2 separate regions of the Mus musculus genome follow, and region 2 is linked to region 1. Evidence: chromatin loops called from intact Hi-C (ENCODE). Cell type or tissue: heart. All regions are shown on one strand. Each heading gives the region's core, and the rest is flanking DNA. Links, peaks and the distances in the headings are about the cores only.

Region 1 (11,148 bases), core at 3,633-8,632:
AGTCTCTGGTCAAAGGTTTTTCCCTCCCTCCCTCCCTCCCTCCCTCCCTCCCTCCCTCCCTCCCTCCCTCCATCCCTCCCTCCCTCCCTCCTTCCTTCCCTTCTTTAGTGTGTGTGTGTGTGTGTGTGTGTGTGTGTGTGTGTGTGTGCCTGTGTGGAGGACTCAGTCTGATGTCAGGAGTCTTCCTCCATCAGTTGCCTCTGTCTACATTGAAATATGGGATCTCAGTTGAACCTGGAGCTCAACAATTTCACTAATCTGGTTGTCTGGTTTACTCCAGGGATCCTTTGTTTCTGTCTTCCAAGTGCTACAATTCCAGGCAGGCTGTTCTGCCCACCTAACATTGTTCACATGGGTTCTAGAGATCCAAAATCGGATCCTTGTTTTCATGACAAATTATGGGAGTGAAAAACGACTGTTGACTGATCTTATTGAACTGTATTGCATGACACACGGATAATATCTAAACTTATAACTGAATCACCATTGCCTCAAACCTGAATCAGAGCTTTCATGAGCTTAGCAGGCATTTGTCCTGTCTACATTACCAAGAACCTATGGTTGAGCCAGGGGTAGTTGTGCATGCCACTCTGCACTGGAGAGGCAGAGGTAGATCTCTGTGACTTCAAAGTCAGTCTGATGTATATAGTGAGTTGCAGGACAGCCAGAGTTATATAGAAAGATCCTGTCTCACTAAAAAAAAAAATCCTATGTTTTATAGGTAGAAGTCTCTAGCCAGTGGCCCTGTATGAGTCTGCTAATGTCTTTTATAGCTCCTACTTTTTCGTCCCTTAGTCCCATGGCTCTGTAATAGTCAGTTTAACCTGTTATGCAAAGTGGGGAAGACTAGAGACCATAGCAGCTAACTTCTGGTTTGGGAGGTTGTACATCCAAGATCAAGGAGTTGGCTGGTCCTGTTTCTGGTAAAAGTTCTCTTCCTGGCTTACAAGCCAATTCTTTGTATGTTGAAAGAGAGATGAGAAGGGAGAAAAAGGGTGAAGAAGCAACAAAAGATATCTCTCAAGCCCACAAATCTTCTCAGATTATAGTTCTGCTTTAATGACCCCATTTAAATTTAACTACCTCCCTAAAGGCCTCATTTCAAAATATAGTTACATTAGGAAATAGAGCTTCCAATGAGTTTGCTGTGGAAAACACAATTCAGTCCATAGCAATCTTGAGTTGGTCTGAGGCCCTAATGTACCCAACTAAACATCATATTCTTAGCCTCCCTTGCAGCTATATGTGGCCATATGGTAACATTCTAAACACTTAGATACAGTCCAAAGAGTCCTGTGAGTTTTGGGAAGACTCATTAAAAGAAAAGAGGCTGTGTTGGCCTCTTCACGCTTTTCTTTCTGGTTGTTTGGCACCATACAATGGTAGCTGAACTCAAATAGCTATCTGGGACTCATATGACAAAAGAATGAAAGATTGCCAGGTTGGGCTGGCAGAATTGTGATTGAAGACCCTGGGTTTCTGGTGACCAATGGCCTTCCAGCCTAGACTGTCCACTTGTACTTTGAGAGAACATTTATCTTCCTTATATCATGATGTAGGGTTTTTTTTTTTTTTTGTTACTGTCAGAAAGTGCAGTTTCTAACTAATGTACTGAAGTTCACCTTGGGCCTAGGTTTTAAGTCCAAACTTACAAGTTTCCTAAGGCCATGCATGTTCCTTTGTGTTCCCCAAACCCTTTGAAAGAATAGTTGCCCTTAAGACAAACAACTTGTTGCATATTTCTCTTTTTAAAAACTTAATTATGTGTGTGCATGTGTTATACATATGTAGGTATGTATGCCTTTTGTACGAACAAAGAAGGACATTGGGTGTAATGTTTTCTGACATCCTTATGTCTTCTTCCCTTGAAATGGAGTCTCTCATGGAACCTGGAACTCTGAACTCAGGTCCTCACTATGTGCAGGGGGCAATCTTACTTAGCCCTGTTCTTCATCTCTGTGCTCTCCTTTTGCCTCCCTTTTTCTAACACGTATCAACACCTGCTAGGTTTTATGTACCATGCTAGCAGAGGAGTTTTCTCCATTAACTCAACCTATAGACTTGGTAGACAATAGAAAAAAAATATCTGAGGCTGGGGATGTAGTTCAGTTGATCATGCTTAGTATGCATGAAACCCTGGGTTGGCTCTCCAACACTGCATCAACTGGGTATGGTAGTATAATCCCAGTACTCAAGGAGTGGAGGCCAGAGGACCAGCATTTCAATATCATCCTTGCCTACATAAAGAGTTCAAGGCCAGTCTGGAGTACATATGACCCTATCTTACAAAAGAAAAAAAATGTGTCTGGAAGATACCAGATAACTTCAGATACAGGACTTGGAGGATCCTATCTGGTTCTGACCCGAAAGCCTGTCTGAGGATTAGCTTTCATGGTACTGGAAGGTGCCATAAAAACTTCCAATGGAGAGAAGCAACCAGTTGTTCTTGTCATCTATGAGGCCATGAACTATAGCAATGGCCAGCATGGCATGACATTCCTAAGGGCATAATAGTGGCATGTGTACATTGGCAGTAACCAACAGCTCTTTGGTTGGACCAAAGGCCCACTCAACAAGAGGAAAATCATGCCTGGTACCAGAAACCAAGCCAATAACTAGAGGCTGGTTAGGTCGTGGATCCTGGAGAATCTACAACTGCCGCTTTACCAAACCAGCATCACCCCTAGAAATGTACCCACAGATGAATGTACTTATACCCACAGATGAGCGTAGTCCTTACCCCTCATCAAGAAAACGTTCTTTGCAACAGATGGAGACTATCACAGAAGACCACAGCCAATCAAAATGCAGAGAACCATGTTCTGGCTGGCCCTGACTGATGCATCTAGAACATAATTCCTGCACCTCAGTCTCAGAGATCATAGTGGAAAGGGCGCAGAAAGATTGTGAGAGCCAGAGGAACAGTGAGATTGTGTTTCCTAAAGATGTCAGAGAAATGATGAGACCCATGAAGTCTCATCAGAATAGCTGTATAAGTAAAATCTGAACAAGGATACCAAATAGACATGCCTTTTGTACAAACAGGATGGGAGAAAGCTCACAAGGCCTCAGCTATAGATCAAGAACCGCAGGCAACTAAGGGATGCTCAGAGTGGGAGAAACAGGCATGCCCAGGGAAAGGCACACCAATCGATCACCAACACCAAGTGGTCATCCCAGGGAGCTTTCAGAAATTAGGGTGGTAACAGCTAAGGCCAAAGGAGGAGTTTGGAGTTAGCAATATGAAAGAGCATGTGGGGGCAGGCCCAGAGTCCAGTGCTGCGTTATAGGAACACATCTTTGTTCCCCCTTTGTTCCTCACTTGTGAGATGGGGAAGGCAACAGAGATAGATACCTATAAACGTATGGAAACGTAAGGAGCATCAGCATCTGAGGCAGCATGCCATTCACCTGTATGCACAGCCACAGGTCACTTTGGAGAGGACTTCACCGTTGTATCTGTCTTACTCCTGGTTACACAGCTGTGGGGAAATCCTCGTCAATCCTTATCCCTGTCCCAGTGGCTTTCATATGTCTACTCTCACCTCTGTGTAAATACAGAGTGTAAAAAGGGGGAGACCTGGAGGTGAGGATTGAGACAACTTCCTTCCTTCCTTCCTTCCTTCCTTCCTTCCTTCCTTCCTTCCTTCCTTCCTTCCTCATTCATTCATTCATTCATTCATTCATTCATTCATTCATTCATTTTTTGAGATAGGGTCTCACCATGTAGCCCCAATGTCCTGGAACTTAGTGTGTAGACCAGATTGGCCTTGAACTCACAGAGATCTGCCTGCCCCTGCCTCCTGAGTGCAGAGAGTAAAGTTGTAGCTAATAGACTCAGCCTAGTATTGGGATAATTTTGAGGGTGGTATATTAGTCACTTTTTTTTTTTGTTGTTGCTATGAAAAATTACCTGGCAAAAGTAACTCTACAGAAGAAGGACTCACTTTGGGTCCCATTTGGGGGACACAGTTCATCACATTAGGAAGACACGGTAGCTGGAGCATTGTCCATAGGGCAGAGGGATCTGCTCATGCTTGAGCAGATCAGAAAGCAGAGAAAGATCAGAAAGTTGGCTGAGCTATTAACCTCAAAGCCTGTCCACAATAACTTACCCTTTCAGCCAGCCCCCACCTCCTGAGACGATTCCAGCACTAGCTGCTGGGCTATGTTCAAACACATAAGTTTGTGAGGGTCCCTCACACTTGCGCAGTAACAGGGGCAGAGAGAGAGGGTGGGGGAGGGGGAAGAAGGCATTCCAGGGGAGGACCATACGATTGGCATAACTGAGTAGGAGATTGGGGTTTAGCTAGCAGGTAGAGGGTTTGAACTGTGTTTGTGGAGCCATGGAGAGCACCAAATAGGACTCATCAGAAGAGGAACCATGATCACAGGTACCCTGGAGAAGCTACTGGGTCAAGGGAGCCACAGACAGCTCTTCAGGCTTTACTGAGAGCCACGGTAAAGGCTCAGTGTAGGTCAGATAGGAACTTGGACACTTCAGATTTTAATTATTGTTGATTTTTCCCACCCATGCTGAGAATCAGACCCAGGCCCCACATGTGCTTGGCACATGATCTATCATTGAGCTGTTCCCAACCCTTATATTTAGTATCTTATTTGAGGCTCCAAATCACTCCCGGTAGGATGGAATTAGTGTCTCCATTTTACTGATGAGAACATGGAGGAGAAGAGGAAGGGAGGCATAGAATAAGCCAAGGAGGAGCTAAGAGCCTGGCTCACTCAGTCCTGAACCTGTTCCTTCTACTGTAGCTTATGGTTTTAAGCTGTCACATGCTACAGTAGAAGGGACACTTTGAGAATGTCTCCTACTGCCACACCAGACTGGGACTCAAAGTATTTTACAGACACCTTCTACAAGCACTCCACTGGCACCCATCCCCACCCCTGATTCCAGGCACATTCTGGGATCAGCACCTCCCATTTCAGGCCGGTGGTCTGCTAGATAGGAACCCACATATTCCATATCAAAGATGCCAGCCTAGGCACCCGTCGGATCTCTGAGTAGACGTGACTGACATCTGAGGAGATAAAGTTGCAGGATGGCGGCAGTGGGCTTTTGGATAGGGTAGAGAGGACATGAGTGTGCCCATGAGTTGACAGTTTCTTAGGTTGGAAGAGAGTTCATGGGAGTCCCTCACACCATTACTTCAATCTCCGTGTTTGGAAAAGTCTTCATAATAAAAATTAAGATAACTCAGAGGACCTCCCCTGCCCACCCCCATACCAGATAAGTCAACGTCTGGTTTCGGGCATTGCCCTATTTTAAAATCTCCTCCTGTAGGGGCAGCCAAGGTGAGAATCCTGCTTATGCAGCTTGAAAGCCTCAAGGTAGAGTCATGCCCAGCCTCAGCTTCCTCATTTGGAAAATGGGGTAAATGACCCCATGGCGGTGTTGTGAAGGTTAAATAGGATGAACACTAACATGTTGGCTGTAGTCATTAAGAGAAGCAAGGTCACAACTCACAGCAAAGATGTGGGGGTCACTTAGCTTCTCCACCAGAGGAAAGGAAACATGTTGGATAGAATTGAATGGAGAAGGCTTTGTCCTCTAGCCCTACCATTCACTTCCCGGACTTTGTCTTAGTTTCCCCATTGAGGTGAAAGACCTGTAGAGAGACCTCAAGAGGCTTCTGTGAGCTGTCTCCTGGCCTGTGAAACAGGCACCCCAGAGGACTCTGAGTCTCATCCTCTATCTAGGCCACCTGCTCCAAGCAGAAGATGTTTGCACACCCAAGAGCATGCAAGACAGGGCGGGAGTGTGTGTGTGTGTTACTGGAGCCTTGAGAGTGACAGTTGAAGCGTCTCGAAGTTAGGTGGGACATGTGAGACCTGTAAGCGCGAAGTGTGTGTGTGTGTGTGTGTGTGTGTGTGTGTGGTGGTGGTGGTGGTGGTGGTGGTGGTGGTGGTGGTGGTGGTGGTGTAGGGAGCAGCCAGCTAAACTGGAAGCTACATGGGTAGAAGAGGAGCAAGGAGGTGGTTTGCAAGCAAGGAGATGGCTTGCAGCAAGAAATGACTGAGGAATGACAGGTTGGGGGACCCCTGAAAGCAGGAAAGGTGGAGGCGGCTTGGGGTCCTGGGGTGACCACCCAGCCTGAGGCCTTTGGGCTGGCCTGGGTTCCTGGTATTTTCCCCGGCTCTGTTGGGATCTGCAGTGCCGCCTAGCGGACATGCTCGCGGTTCAGGCTCCGGCCGACGACTGCAGCGCTCGGGCGCTCTCCACAACTGCGGAGAGAGTGGCTGAGAGGCGGAGGAGGGGAAGGCTCCAGGATGGCGTGGGGAGGGGCGCATGTCTCTCCTGGGAGGCTCGAGAACTCCGCCCGGACCCGCAACACGTACTGGCATCCTCCATCCTATAACTGCCCCAGAGTGACTTGGCTCTATCCCACATGTCGGGAATCTTTCCTGGCCTTAACCTCCCCCCCCCCCGCCCCCAGCCCCGAGGTTCTGGGATTTTGCTGCTTATGCCTAACTTCTCCCAGAAGAGCGTTTTATTAAAGTTTTTCTTTCTTTCTTTCTTTCTTTCTTTCTTTCTTTCTTTCTTTCTTTCTTTCTTTCTTTCTTTCTTTCTTTCTTTCTTTCTTTCTGGTTTTGTTTTGGCTAATATAATGCCAAGAAGGAGCTCGAAAGCTCGAACGTCCCAGTAGTCTTTCTGCAGGTCCCAGGCTTAAATTGCAGGGCTGAGGAATGTGTAGGCCTTTCCTATCAGAGCGGGTTTTTTTTTTTCTTTTTTTTTCTTTTCTTTTCTGGTGGGCAGGGCGAAGCGACAAAAGAACCTCTGCCCAAAGATGCAAGGTCGTGGTGGGCGAAGCTTGTGGGTCCCAATGCCAGCGGCCTGTGGCTGGTACTGGTGAGGGGGCTTAGACAGCGGCCTGCCTTTCAGATCCCAAGGCCGGGGTCCTGAGATGTGGGGGGCTTCCATGGCATCATCTACTTCCCAACCTGGTGGTGTTCGGAGTTTGTCCAAGCACCTGGGGTGGTGAGCTGGCCCATGTTCTCAAGAAGCTCAGGCCAGCCTAGTGTCTCTCCTCCGAACCAGAGTGGCAGCAAGGCCGCAGTGTTCCTTCTCCTGGCGCCAGGTCTGGGTGCCAGAGTTTCAGGCCGGCAGGCTGCACCCTTCGGGGAAGCAGCAAAGAAGCCAGAGTCTTCCCAAAGTCTGCTCCTGCGCCGGTCCGCTGTGCGTGCCACCCGGGGGAAGGTTCCCCCTGCGTTAGGCTGGTGCTAAGGAGCAGGGTGGGAAAAAAAAATCTAAAAAGCCACTGAGTCCTATGCAAATGGCATCAGGGCCCGGGTGGCTGTTCCTCCCAAGGTCCAAAGCGGAGGGTAGACTTGGCGCGTGGCTCAAAGACGACAGAGAGAGCTGGGACAGAGGGAAGCCAGAGGCTGGGAGAACCCAGAAAGGCCTAACTCCAGGAGGGTGCGCCATGGGGTGCGCGCTCTACGTCCTTAACTCTCTGGTCCCAGGATCCACCGAAGGGTGTCCTGTGCCCAGCGCTCCAACAGCTGAAGAACTCCAGCTCCAGCAAGGGCCTCTAGGTCTCGCTGAGACCGGGCCATCTCCCTACCCTGTTCTTCCCAGCTTCTGCTGCCGGGTGATGAGGCTCAAGTTGGGAAGAAGGGAGAACGCAGCGGGGATCCACACATGGATCCTGCCGCGCCGTTCGCCCTGAACAGCACAAAATCGCTTCTGCGAGGTGAAGCAGGGCCGCCAAGACGCCTCGCATTGCTGAGTTTAAAAGGGGATTTTTGGGTTCCTGGAGCCGGAGCGCACTCTTGCAACCCGGACTGGGCAACCGCACAGCTGCGGAGCGATCTGGACAGGGAAAAGCAGCCTGGGAGAAGGCCTGCCATCCGCTCTAACTCCAGCAGGAAGAAGACAGGCGGCGGGTGGGGTGGGGTGGGCAGGGTGTGAAGGGGGTTGGGATATTTGACTATCTCTAGGTCTAAAAAACTCACTTTGTTCCCGAAGGACAAGAAGGTCCTGCCGGCTCTCTCCAGGTCAGCAAATGTCCTCCCATCCCTGCTAGTCTGTCCCGGCTGTCTGCCCCAGGCCGGGGATGCTTGAACTGCGAACAGGGGAACGGCTAGGCAGTCGCGTGTCCCGGGGGTAGGGGGGCCTCTGGCTCAGCCGGGCGAGTCCCAGCCTGCTCTACTCTTTGCACAAAACGAAACTCAAACGCCCCCCCCCACCCTTAAAATGGAAATTTAACAAAAGCCAAAGCTTCTATTTTCTCTGCTTTCACTTTTCACACAGCAGCTTCCCAGAGATTTAAATAAAAACGAAATGAGCAATTAGCTAAGGCTACTATCTTTCCACATTGGAATTCTTTCTTGAAAAAAACATTTTCCCCTAAGGCCAATCATTCAGCTGGCCAGCCCTTCTGAAGCTTTCGCCTATTCAAGAAAATCACAACAAAGCAGTAGGAAATTCATAGCCACGATCCTGGGCTGAAGATATTAGGGAGGTCCCGGGAATCCGCAGCGGCTGAAACCGCTTTAATAAAAGGAAAAAATAAAAAGATAATAAGAAGTAAAACCTTTTAATACATCAAATATACGGAATTTTAATCTTTAAAGCGATACATTGTCTATTATTTTAGCACATGACGTAAACCTTGTCCCCTTCTCAGCGGGTGGACTTAAAAATTAAAAATAGTTAAGTGTTCCTTTTAAAGAACAAAATAAGGCAAATGAGGTTTTGGAATAGAATTGTTTTTCCTTTTTTTTTGTTTTCTTCCAGAATACATACAAAAAAATACCCATTCTCTTTCGATGGTATACACCTTAAAAATAATTGCAATTTGAAATCAGAGTTGACAAATTGTGACTTATTTTGTTTCGTCGTTTTCATTTCTTTTTTGTAACAAACATGCATGTAAATTTGAGTTTCAATCAGACATTAAATAAGAACGCACAATACAATCATAGCAATTTTAAAGTAACATTAAAGAGAAGACCCCTAATTCTGTAGCGGCTTTGTTTTTATTTATACTCTACAAGGGATCGGAGGGTTTGTTTTCCACATATTTACCCTCGAGTTTTAATTCCCCCCCTCCTCCTTTTAACCTACGGAGCTCAAACTAAATAATGCACTTTTGAACCACGGGTCCGCTTGGAGCTAACATAAATAAATACCAATGTTCACCGGCGAAGTCCTCAGATGAACACTTTTTCAATTAGTTTTCCTTCTTTTTCTATAAAAAGTCAAATGATTTTTTTTCAACTTTTATAAAGTTTGATTGGGGGAGTAGGGGTGGAGGAGAAGTTTCGCATCCAGGCTCTCTCGATCTCTGTGGTTGGGTGGATAGGTAAGATTTAAACTTTCTTTTCCCTTCCGTAGCCCGGGTCTTCTGCCCCTGCGGGTGTCAGGAACCTCGCTCGGGTCCTGCCCCTCCCTCGCTCCTCCCATCCCCCAGATCCTTCCTCTTTCCAAATTCCTCTGGGCCGCCCTCACTGATACCCCAGTGCGGAGGCAGTGGTCAGTCTCTGTCCGTAGAGGGCATAAGGGGAGTAGTATGGTCCGGTGGCGGCAGGCACCGGCACTGGGGCACCGGGCGTGGGGAGCGGGCTCTTGGAATACGGGTGGTAGCGGCTGCTGAGTCCCAGTGCGTGGTGGGGGCTGCGCAGCGCCAGAGTCCCTGGGCTGCCCGGTGCGCCCGACGTGGGGATGTGCATGTGACAAGCCATGGCTGCTGCTGCGGCGCTGGCGAGAGACGAAGAACTGGGGTAGCCCGACAGCAGTTTGTCTGTCCCTGGGAAGGCCGTATGGGTCCGCAAGTGGCTCAGCAGCTCTTCGGAAGTGGCGAAGCGCTTGTCGCACGGCCCATTAGCAGACACCCAGTTGCAGATGTGGGGGAGCGGGTCGTTAGGGAGCATGAAACCGTAGGGGTAGAGGGGGTGGCCGGCTAGGGAGGGTGGTGTGGCGCCCGCAGCGGCCGCAGCCGTCAGCGAGGAGTGAACGCCGTGCAGTGGGTGCGTGGGGTATACTAGCGGGTATCCCGATTTGAGCGCTGCTGCTGCAGCGGCCGGATCATGAGCGCACGAGGCGCTGGCGGCTGCAGCCCCGGCCAAGTGGCTGGCGCAGTGGTAGCTGAGGCAGTATGGGTCCCGGCACAAACTAGCTGTCATCACTGATGGAGGCGACGCCCCGGCCAGAGGACTCGAACCCGCTGGCTTACTGCAGCCAAGAGAGCCGGCTGCGGCCGCTGCCAGCTGAGCCCCTACCAGGCTGCCAGGTTTAGTGGGGTCGAGTGCCACACCGTGTGGCAAGAACTGGGGCGGGTAGCCAGCGTAGGCCCCAGCCAGGCTGCCTGGGTAGGTCATGCCCGCAGGGGGTAGAGGGAACACTGTCTGGCCCGGTTTGTAGGGAGATACCGGGGCCACCAGACCGGAGCCCAAAACCGACGACGAGGTGGGCGCGCTGGGGCCCGAACCCGAGCTTGAGCTGGAAGAGCCGCCACAGTCCGAGCCTAGAGCCTTGCCTCCTGGACCCCCTTCCGAGTGCTGGTTCACGTCCACGTTAATTCCGCCGCCGCAGCTAATCCGGCCGTGCCCCAGCCCGGCGGGTACCCCGTCTGCCGAGGCGCCCCCGGAGCCTTTGCTGCTGCCACCGCCGCCAGCTTCCGGATCTTTCTTGTCGTCCTTGCCCTCCGGGCCACCCCCGGCGGAGGGCAGCATGCCTCCCGGCGAACAGGCCGAGGCGCTGGAGCTGGGACTGCCTGTCCTGGGCGTAAATGGCTGGCAGGTGGCGCTCGGTACCCGGAATCCTGACTTCTCTGCAGCAACACCCCCGCCGCCGCCCCCGCCGCCGCCGCCTCCGCCGCCGCCTCCCGGCTCCTTCTTATCTGAACCGGGTTTGGAGTAAGGCTTGAAACTCGACTTGTCCTCCACGCCGATGTCGCTCAGCTTCAAGGGGCCCGACTTGGCGTCCTTGTCGCCCCCAGCTCCGTTGCCTGCACCACCCGCGCCGCCGCCGTTGGAGGCGACCGAGGAGAGTTTGGAAGAAGGCGAAGGGTCCGGCTTCCCTATCTGCGAACATGTTTGAGCCAGCAGCGCCAGTGGGCTCTTCTTGGCGTCCAGCTGCGGAGTCAGATGGGGAGGGGTTCACACAGAGAAAGAGAGAAACCC
Region 2 (9,894 bases), core at 1,550-6,549, 130 kb before region 1:
ACTTCGCTCACAGGAGACTCTGCTGACCTGCCCTCAGGGACCTAGCAATTGCTTAAGGCATCACCTGCCCCGCCCCCCACGTACGACAGGTATGTGCCACAGATAAAAAGACCCCCACCCCACTCCAGTCCTTTGGCCCCCTTCCCCCCTCCCCTGGCTTCATTCCCATCTGTCTGTCTACATAGCCACTTGCCAGCCTCTAGTCCTCTTCTCCCAGTAAACCCCCTTTATACCAGAACTGTTGCACAGTGTAATTTCTCAGGGGTGCACCTTGCCTCGGGCCACCAAGAATACTGTCTTGCAGAGTTATATTTCACAACACTCACTGCACACAACACCCGATGGAGTTCCGGTTGAAAACACCCGCACAGTGTGCCTCACACACAGGCTTAGTAGGCTATTGGTGCTGTCTTTAAGAGCTGGAGTCCACAGGGCCTCAGAGGTGGTTGCCCTGGAAGTCTGTTTCTTAACAACACTGGCCAGGCCCGGAGACCCTCCGGAGGCAGGCAGACAGGTGCAGGATCAGTGAGAGAGCCCTAGACCTGGCCAACTGAAGCCAATGCTGCTAGAATCCCGGGCCTCGGAGGTGAGGGCAGGTCTCCAATCACAATCAGGGTAGACTGGCTTCTTGACCTATCAGCATCTGTGCAGGGTGCAGGCAAACAGGAGGGGAACCTACTTTCTCTAGGGGCAGGGCGGGATCTCAGCTGCTTCTCCTAACTGCTCCTGGAACAGGCCCCTTAGACAAGCTCTTTCTTCTTGTTGACTCTCAATGACTTGAGAGTCCTGAAAATATCTCTGAGTTTGAGTCATGCTCTCCAGGTAAGGCCCGAAGAAATGTGAGTTCCTTTAGGGCTGAGCACACAGCAGGCACTAAATACGTGCTGGCGGGGCCACACTGCGGCCAGTGATAACAACGGGGCCACACTGCGGCCAGTGATAACAACGTGACAACCGGAAGCTGTTACTTAGCACCTGCTGGGTACCAGGTGCTCAACACCCAGCCATCCCTTGAAGCAGCGGTGTTGTTCCAATTTTCAAGAGAAGGAAAGTCCTGAATTGATCATCTCTCCGAGCTCACTGCCTAGCGCCTTGCCCTCCTAAATTTCCACCGTCTTTATCAGTACCTCCCTGGGACGCACACAGAGGGAAGAGGCAGCCGTGTCCCCGCTAGGCCTCTTCAGCGGGCTTGTGGCACCGAGTCCTTGTCCTTAGCCGGAGCCCTCTTCCCCATATCTGGGGACCGGGATGGCTTGCAAGTTCTCAGTGCATCTCACAGCCTTCCTCCTGCAACCTGGCTCCAGGCAGGAGCGGTGGAGGTGGGGGAAGCGGGCGAGGAGGGAGCCATGTCACCATATATCCCAGTCAGATTAAAAAACTAATTTGAAAAGATTAATGCCTTCCATTCCTGTTACGCTGGCTCTGATACCTCTGGGCCTGTGGCCGCTCTGCCTCCTGATTATTGAATTTTTATGGCCTGGTAATTAATTGCAGATTCCCTGTTTTGTTCTATTTCTTTTTCTCTGACATTTTAATTTCAACAGAAAGCACTGGTCTCTATGCAGATTCTCTCTGGAGACCCTAATGGTCTATAAAACAGAATGACTTATTCACGTGGCACCCACTTCAGCTGGCGAGCGATTGTTTGAAACCTTGCTGATCACGCAAAATTTAATTTTCCCACCTCCCTCTCCTTTTGGTCTTCATCTCTTGTCTCTTCCTATGCAGGGACAGTGCCTCTCGATCTTTTGCAGGGCCTTGTTGTAGGAGGCTGAGTCTAAAGTCAAGGCAGGGTTTGATCCCTTTCTTTGGCAGTGGGTTCGGAACTGGGTGCATGCAGATAAATGGGCATGTCTGGCCAAATTGGGTCATAGCTGTTCATAGACACAGGGCTGGGACAGACCCTTGTGCTTCTGCCCCATGCCTTCCGAATTCTGCTTCTTCCAGCCCTGCTGACATCAGGTGGGCTTGTCTCCTTCAGAGCCAGCGCCCTACCCCGCAGTAGCCTGGCTAGGACAGGGCACCAAGTGAAGGCAGAAGGTTCAATTGAACCGGAGGACTGGGAACTTGTGTCTCCAGGAGCCAGGCTGGTGAGACAAGTCAGGGGAGGGCGATAGGGCCCCATGGGGGCTGTCACTACAGTGCTCATGTTCCACCAGAGGATACCGGAGCCACTCAGTACTCACTGCGAGATAGAAAGATGGCCCAGTGTGGCCGGGGCTTCTGGGTCTTTGTTTGAATTCTTACAAACATCTGGGTTTGTTGTTTTAAACATTGTCAGTCAACCTATTTGAACTGTGACTGATTCAGCTCACAGGGGCTCCTACTCATTCCTAGTGCAAAGAGAAGTCACAGCGCGAAGTAGAATCCCTCAGGGTTGCTGGCTTCCCGTCCCTCTGTGGCCCCCAGGAACCTTCTTCGTCCCTCTGGGCCCTCCAGGGCCCTTTCCATATTTGGTTAGTTTCCCTTTATCCTGGGCTGTGAAGATATTCTTGGGTGGATTCCCAGGGCGTCCTGCCCCTGTTTCTCAGAGAAGCTTGCAGCTTGGCTTCCCCATGTCCGGGCCGGGACTGCCAGATTCTGAAGGGAAAGTTGGGAAAGTAACGCATCTTAATTTGAGGCTTTGGGAGGTCAGGCTGAGCCTCTGGGGAACCCTAGTGGACTGAGGAGGGAGGTAGACCATAGAACGGGTTTCTTGGGTTCCTCAAATTGACCGGGGAGGAACCCAGCAACTGGGGCACCTTCTGTGCTTGGATACTGGGCAGCTGGCACTGGCAACACCCAAAGTGCTTCAGTTTCCTCCTCGTTTGAGAGGCCAGATAGGGAAGCAGTAACGGACTCCAGAGTTAGATAGACCTAGGTTCAACTGTGGGACCCCAGTGACCCCAGCCTGCCTGAGCTCAGAACCTCTCAGATGGATAAAATGGGATTGTGACGGTTTGGCTCTTAGAGCTGCCTGTGTTTGGGGATACTGAAGGTGGAGCTTAGTTACAGAAAGCTGGGTCATTGTGGGTGTGGCAAGGAAGCGAATATTGGGACCCACCTTTCCTTCTGTTTCTGCTTCCCATTCTTCACGAAGTAAACAGCCTGTGGCAACTCCCCCTGCCACCACGAGGCACAGGGCCAGCATGTCCACACACAGCACCTTGCTGAATGACTATGGACCCAGAACTCTGAAATCTGACCCCCTTTCAAGATGGCCTCTCCCTGTATATCCCAGGCTATCCTTGATCTTCTGTTCTTCTCACCTTAGACTCTCAAGTGTCGGAATTACAGGGTCCATCACCATGCTGCTTTCGCTAACTTGGTTTTTTACATGTATTGTCACTGACTGCCGTGGGTATGGCGTTTTCTATTGCTGTATTATGAATATCCACAAACCCAGTAGCTTAAAAATACCAGTGCATGGACCTGAGTCTGTGAGGGAAGGAACCCTTGTGAGGTCAGCACTGTATACTCAGGATCTCCCGAGGATGGCAGTTCTCAGAGTGAGGGGGGCCTCTCCTCTAAGCGCGGGAGTTGTCTGCACAACTCACGTCCTTCTTTTGAGAGTTATCCACCTTGGAGGCCAGTCATGGCGTCTTCTGATGCCTCTGATTTCTCTGCCTTCTCCTTTGCTTCCAGGGACTCATGTGAAGTCTTCGTTATCTCCCCGTTTTCAGGTGAGCTGGCTAGGAACTTTAGCATCTTTTGCCGGTTAAGATAATGATCCAAAGAGTAACATCGACGGTAGAAGCCTTGGGGTCAGATTTTTGCCTGGCCCAAACTCCAGGCTTCCCCGAATGGTTATAAGGAGGCTGGCCTCCCCTTGCCTCTTTCCTCCAATGAGCAGATTCAGAAAGGACAGTGTGCCAGGCAGGGTCTTCTGATAACAAGCCACAGCGCCACCTTGTGGCAAACATCAGGTTCGACTTTACTACAAACAACAGAAGTCTCTCCAAATAGCACGTGGAAGAGGCCCAGAGGCTCAGGCTGGGATGTCCTACCATAAGATTGCTCTAATTAAAACCCAGCGCCTACCACAGCCCTCATAGCTCCGGGAGATTCCACCACAACCACCGCCGAACATTCACATTCCCCTTCTCCTGGATCACCACTTGACAGGTCTTCCACGTTTGCTGGCATCTGTAGCCAGCTCCCGTGCCTGTAGGAGTTTCTGAGAAAAGTGTCTGTCGTCTTTTCTAGGAAGGAAGACGCAGGCAGAGGCCAGCATCATCTCAGCGTGGAGAGAGGAGCTGCGGGGAGGCTTCAATGCTACTGCGCTAAGCCCCCCAGGAAGTATTGCCCACTCAAAGTGCCCACCCAAAACCAGCCACTCTAGGGGTGGCTGCAACTTGGCACCGGAATGAGCCAGTCTAGAAAGAGGAGCATGCACGCCCCCTGCTGGCAACTGCTCCAGTTACGGTTTTCCTTTTCCTTTTTCTTCTCTAGTCCTGATTGTCCCCTTCTACCCTCTCTCATCTCTCATCTGAGACAGGGTTTTACTGTGTAATCCAGGTTAGCCTCGAATTCACAGAGAGCCACCTGCTTCTGCTTCCTGCTTACAGTGTGTGCCACCACGCCGGCAAGGGTCCTTGATATTTCTTTTTCCCTTGCAGAGAAAGCTGCTTCTACCCTAGCTGGACCTCACAATATCCCTGGCAAGGTTTCTGAAGTGGAACTTCACAGCGGTCCAGGGAATCCTGCCAGGTGTGTAAACAGGACAAAGCAGTTAATACTTACCGCGTCCCCATCACTCCTTAGGATTTCCTATTGGCCCCTTTAATCCTCATACCGTTAGTCTACAGGGACAGGTACCATTTTAGCCCCATCTCATAGATGTGAGAGCCGAAACACAGACGGGTAAAGCAGCTTGTCCCACATTGCACAGCGTATAAGTAGCAGAGTAAGGATTTGAACTCAGATGTTTTAGTTTCAGGACTTAACAATTTTTTAAGGACCACACTATCCTGCAGGAAATGCCTTCCTCATCACGTGGCTTCTCTTTGGGGCAAGATAGCTGCTTGAGCTCCGGCCATTACAAATTATCTTCCTCAGATAATCAGGAAATAGGAAGGGACAAAACGGGACTCACTTCCTTCTTTTCATAAACAGAACAACATTCTGAAGGGTCCCTATAGACCTCTACTATTCCTCTTCTGACCACAGCCACATGGTCATACTTCTGCCAACAAATTGTTTTTATGTTTGTAATTATGACAAATCACTTGCAAAGTTAAAGGAAAGAATAGTTACTGGGAACATCTAGCATACACACACACACACACACACACACACACACACACACAAAGATACTGAAGACTCAGAAAGGCCAGTAATTATCTGAAGGTCACAAAGCTGGGAAAGGGTGGAGGTTAGATGTGTTGTTCCTGGATGAAACAGGTATCGCCCCAGAGACATGCTCAGTGGAGTGCTCAGAGGGAAGGACCTCTCATTAGACTTCCCGACCTCTAGGACCACCCAGGGCCACTGGTCAGATCTCCAGTGTCTTCCAGTCCCAGCCACCTCTCTGGCCCAGAACCAGTATCATGGTACCAGGCATGGCCAGCACCGACTTCATCCATCCCACTAAAGCCCACATCAGCTGTGCTCCCTGAATTTCTGTGGCTGACTCCTGAGAACTGAATAATTCAAGCCTATGTAATGGGCTAATGAATTTACTGACAAGCCAACGTGGTCGCAGTACTTGCAGTATAGAAATACTGAGTCCCAGGCAGGCAGGCAGGCAGGCAGGCAGGCCTAACATGAAGCTGTTGCCCCAGCCCTCCCTAGGGAACTTGGCCTGATGGAGTAGAAAGCCCACGTCAGCCTCACTGGTTCTTCCTCCTGCTGAGGAGCATGGTCAGGGGAAGAGGGCTGGTGGGACTTTTGATGGGAAGTAGAACCCGATAGAGCAGCAGACGTGGGTAGGAACACCCAACCCCTTCCCCACGTGCCCAAGTACCACGGTTCTTTATGAGGTAAATCAGGTTGAGGCACTGTAGCCCTGTCGCTGTTCTGTGTTGGGAATTTTGGGGTGGCTGTGAGCCCCTGGGGAGGAGACCAGCTTCCTTCCTCCTAACTTGCTCACCTGTAGAAGGTTCCTGCCGATGGCTTGCACAAGTCCCTCCCTGGAGATAACCAACTACAACCCCTCTCAACCCTGGCAGACATGACTGGAGAGGGGTTGGAATGGCTGAGGGGCAGGTCTCTAGCCTGGAGTAGAATTGAGTCCTGTGAAGCTCTTCAGCTGTGAGACCCCCCGCCCTCCTGTGTTCAGGCTCACCCCTCCCTCTCTGCCTCCTGCCTGGAGAGCTGCATTGCACAAAGACACTTACTTTCCCTTGGCCCTGGCTCTGCTATGTGTCAGGAAGTCTTGTCAGCAATGGGCCTCAGTTTCCCATCTGTATGCTGGTGAGAGGAGGCTCTCAGAGTCTCTTCTGACTCAAAAGAAATGACCCGAGGGGCAGGAAGCTCTCTCTGACCCTGCCCAGCCCTGCATCACTCCCTCTCAGGCCTCTTCCTGGGAACTCCAGAGACGCCTCATTGCTCCCTGCCTGTCAGCAGTGTGACAGACGAGGGGCCAGGAGAAGATTCCACAAAGGCACAGATCTGAGGGAGCCACAGCTGAGGTTTGTAGGGGGCAGTAGCCTTGTTACACACTCTAGCCCCAAGCCCCTGGAGATTATTGCTGTACTTGTGTGGGGAGCCTTCTCTGAGAGACTAGGGACTCTGGATAAGGAGAGGGCATGTGGGCCTTTGACTCGGGATGGAAGTAATGGCTTTGTCAGGCACAGAGGCCTAGCTTGCCCCTCTGTCACCGTTGAGCAGAGGCAGAGGTAGGCCAGGGCTGACCAGCTCAGGCATTATCTGTGCCCAGGTCCAGGGCAGTACCTCATGATTTTGGAACCGTGAAAGGCAGCCTGTTTTCTGGTGGAGCTAGGTTTAAACCCTGGGAGACCTAGCAGGTGTTCCTGCAAGGTACAGGAGTTTGCCACGCCCCTAGGCACTAGGCTCCTGACACACAGGAGCCCTCAGCTCTCCATAATTCTGTGACCATCAGTCATGTAGGGCAATGCCCCAAGCGCCTCCACAGGTAGAGGATGTGACTACAGATCACAGAGTCTCAAGACAGATCTCCATTTTAATGAGGTACCTAAAGGGCTGAAGGGCTTAGCCAATTAAACTCTCCTTCCCAGACACTCCTCCCTGCAAAAGGTATTTAACCTCAGGCCTGCCCTGAGAAAGTGGGGTATGATTTCACTCATCACAACTCTCGGCCATGACAATAAACGCTTTAAAAACATGGGCTGAATTCTCATTGGGATCCGCCATGCTGGAGCAATGGAGCAGATTCCTCTAAAGAGCTGCGTGTCTAATCTCCCGTAGGAGGCCTCTGCGTTCTCAGCCACGGTCACCACCAAGCCAAGCAGCCAGAGGCATTCTCTCCTCCTGCCCTTTTCCCTTTTGGCCTTGGCCCAGCGGCCCAGGGCCTACGTTCTCAGCTCTTCCGCAGCATCCAGTGGTATTTGCGGTGCCTAAGACCTTGTGAATCCGTGTGGCCCAAGGACCCATGAGCCCAGCTTTAATAGGTAGTTCCCTGGGGACACCAGACTGTGCTTCCCCACCCCTGGAGTGGGGTCCTGCGGCTTAGACGCCCACCCGGTGGCATGGGGTATGTGCAGTCAATCTTCCTGCGTCTTGCCTCCATCAGCCCACGTGCGGCCCTAGCCCTGTGGCAGACCGGAGGCGGAACACTATTTTAACCCATGCGTGATAGTGCTGGACCACATCAGGATGAGGTGCTGGTGGCTGAAGGACAGAGCAGGTGGTTTCTCCTGTAGTAGCCAGGAAGCTCAGGCTGGGCCAGGAGAGCTACGTTAGTCCTTGGAGCCTGCCTGCTTCCGTGTCCCTGGTTCCAGGCCGGGAGGCTTTGCTCTCTTAGAATGTTCCTTGTTTCAAGCCCACCACAATAGCTGGAATGGGGCCTCTGGCTTAGGAGCTAAATGATCTAAGATAGCCTTTTTTACTCTGGTCAGCCATCTAGGATAGAGGTTGTAAATTGAACACGGGGCAGCGATGCTGAGAGACCCCAGGGTGTGTTAGAAAAGGTCTCCATGGGCACAGATACATGGGCTAAGAGATGCTCGGACAGCCCCAGCTGCTTCTGTTAGACACGTACATCGGGAGCCTCTGCAGTGCCTCCTCTCTCCATCAAATGCCTGCAGAGCATGATGGAGTCAGAGGGGGAGGTGCCTAAGAGTCCAGTAGCCTCCAGGTTGAACAAAACATGGTGTATTTGGGTCCATGGGTTTCCTAGGTAACTCATGATGGGGGAGACAGAAACTTAGTGGCACTAAGTCGCTGGGACCAGTGCTGGAATCATGGTCTTGGAAAGGAGTCCTGGGGAACAGTCTGCTACTGGCCTCTCCCTCAGCTTGGATGTTTTGGGCCATGCTTGGCACCTCTGGCTTGTAGTGTTCTTTCCATGTGATACCTTTTACACTGGGCTTTCTTGTGTCCAGATTTCCCTTCCCTTACCAGTCATCTAACTTGGATTTTGGGGCTAAGAGGGGTGGGTGTCCTCTTCTGGCCTGCCACCTTTTAACTTAATGACATTTACAATGACTTTATTTTGACATAAGGTCACATTTTAAAGTAGTGTGTAGAACTTCAAGCTATCTCATTGTGGGACATGGTTCAACTCGTGACAACCCATCATTTAAAGCCACTTGCTATGTAGCGATGGTTGTTTAGAGCATTAGAATTATGGGATGGCTGGAGCTGCAACTAAAACACCATTGAAAATGTAATGAGATGGAAAGTATTTTCCAGACCATCTCTCTAGGAGACTGCTGCATGTGGTCACAATTACTGATTTATTAGGAAGCTTGGGGCTGCAACGGGGTCTAGACCTTCTCCCAAAGTATGGATGTTCCAGTAACAAAATGAACAAATAAAAACAGGCTGCCTCCATAATGCCTCCTGAGGTAGGAAATCAACTTGGGTTTTCCTTTGTGGGGATATTCCTTCCCTTCAAATAAATGTTGGCAACTTGAAGACAGTCGGAGCTTTAGATTGTTCTGGCTTTGTGTGCTTGCTTGCCTGCGACATTGTTTACCTTCAGACAGAACAAGACTGACTGTGAGTGATGAGTCCTGATTGAGTGTCTGGCTTCCTTGGAGACTTTATACAACTTTGGGGGCAGAAACAGACTCTAGCTTATTTTCTATCAAATCCTCAGCACAGTTCTTGCCACACAGTAGGTGCCTCATAGCTATCATCTCAAAGTATGAACACTGGGGAAAAAAAGGTATATTAAACATCTATAGACTGACTAAGGATTTAAAGGTCGATTAGCTTCAGAGCATGACACAATGTTAGGGACAATGCTGAAATCCTCTTTTTTTTGTTTTTTGTTTTTTTCGAGACAGGGTTTCTCTGTGTAGCCCTGGCTGTCCTGGAACTCACTTTGTAGTTCAGGCTGGCCTCAAACTCAGAAATCCGCCTGCTTCTGCCTCCCAAGAGCTGGGATTAAAGGCGTGCGCCACCACGCCTGGCTGAAGTCCTCTTTTGTTGATGGAGAGAGTCTGTAAGAGACAGAATTACTAGAGGCCAGGAACAGATTAAAATTATTGTTACCAGGAAATAAGTAATTCTCTGGGCAGCCTAGAACTTCTGCAACTTGAATATCTGTACATAGCAAAGAGGTAAAGATTACAAAAACCACCAGGAAGATCTGACAAACAGATTTAAATTAATTTCATATGAAAAACTTAAACAGGAAACAGAATAGACACAGCTGGAGATGGAATTTAAAAAGTGAAAGGTTTGGAAAATTATTGCAAGCACAGATGAAAATCTACAAGAGTTAAGAGATATTAAAGTTATCCGGGTGGTGGTGGCACATGCCTT

The links. Hi-C counts contacts between places; a loop is a spot of excess contacts. Peaks named below come from ENCODE experiments on the same cell type or tissue, not always from the same donor. Only the 100,000 strongest peaks of a DNase experiment are listed, where the experiment ranks them.
Region 2: it touches region 1 in a loop (2.6-fold over the local background); 1 of 42 quality-filtered maps calls a loop at or near these places.

What each region holds. Positions count from the first base shown.
Region 1 is chr14:21,975,417-21,986,564 of GRCm38, forward strand. It overlaps Zfp503 (zinc finger protein 503), which reads right to left. Exons shown (of 3, transcript NM_145459.3): 3 at 8,546-11,100. The coding sequence ends at 9,472. Among named protein-coding and RNA genes, the nearest start is that of A330001L22Rik, 8.5 kb to the right of the region's middle. In heart, for the core only: a CTCF peak has its summit at 6,188; DNase peaks (open chromatin) are centred at 6,195, 7,405, 7,795, 7,815 and 1 weaker place; H3K4me3 peaks cover 2,619 bases; H3K27ac peaks cover 2,417 bases; H3K27me3 peaks cover 1,870 bases.
Region 2 is chr14:21,849,649-21,859,542 of GRCm38, forward strand. A430057M04Rik (RIKEN cDNA A430057M04 gene) reads left to right here. Exons shown (of 3, transcript NM_176925.3): 2 at 1-89; 3 at 4,186-7,278. The coding sequence ends at 4,349. Among named protein-coding and RNA genes, the nearest start is that of Comtd1, 5.7 kb to the left of the region's middle. In heart, for the core only: CTCF peaks have their summits at 3,871 (motif pointing left) and 4,388 (motif pointing left); DNase peaks (open chromatin) are centred at 2,613, 3,023, 3,903 and 4,313; H3K4me3 peaks cover 939 bases; H3K27ac peaks cover 3,564 bases.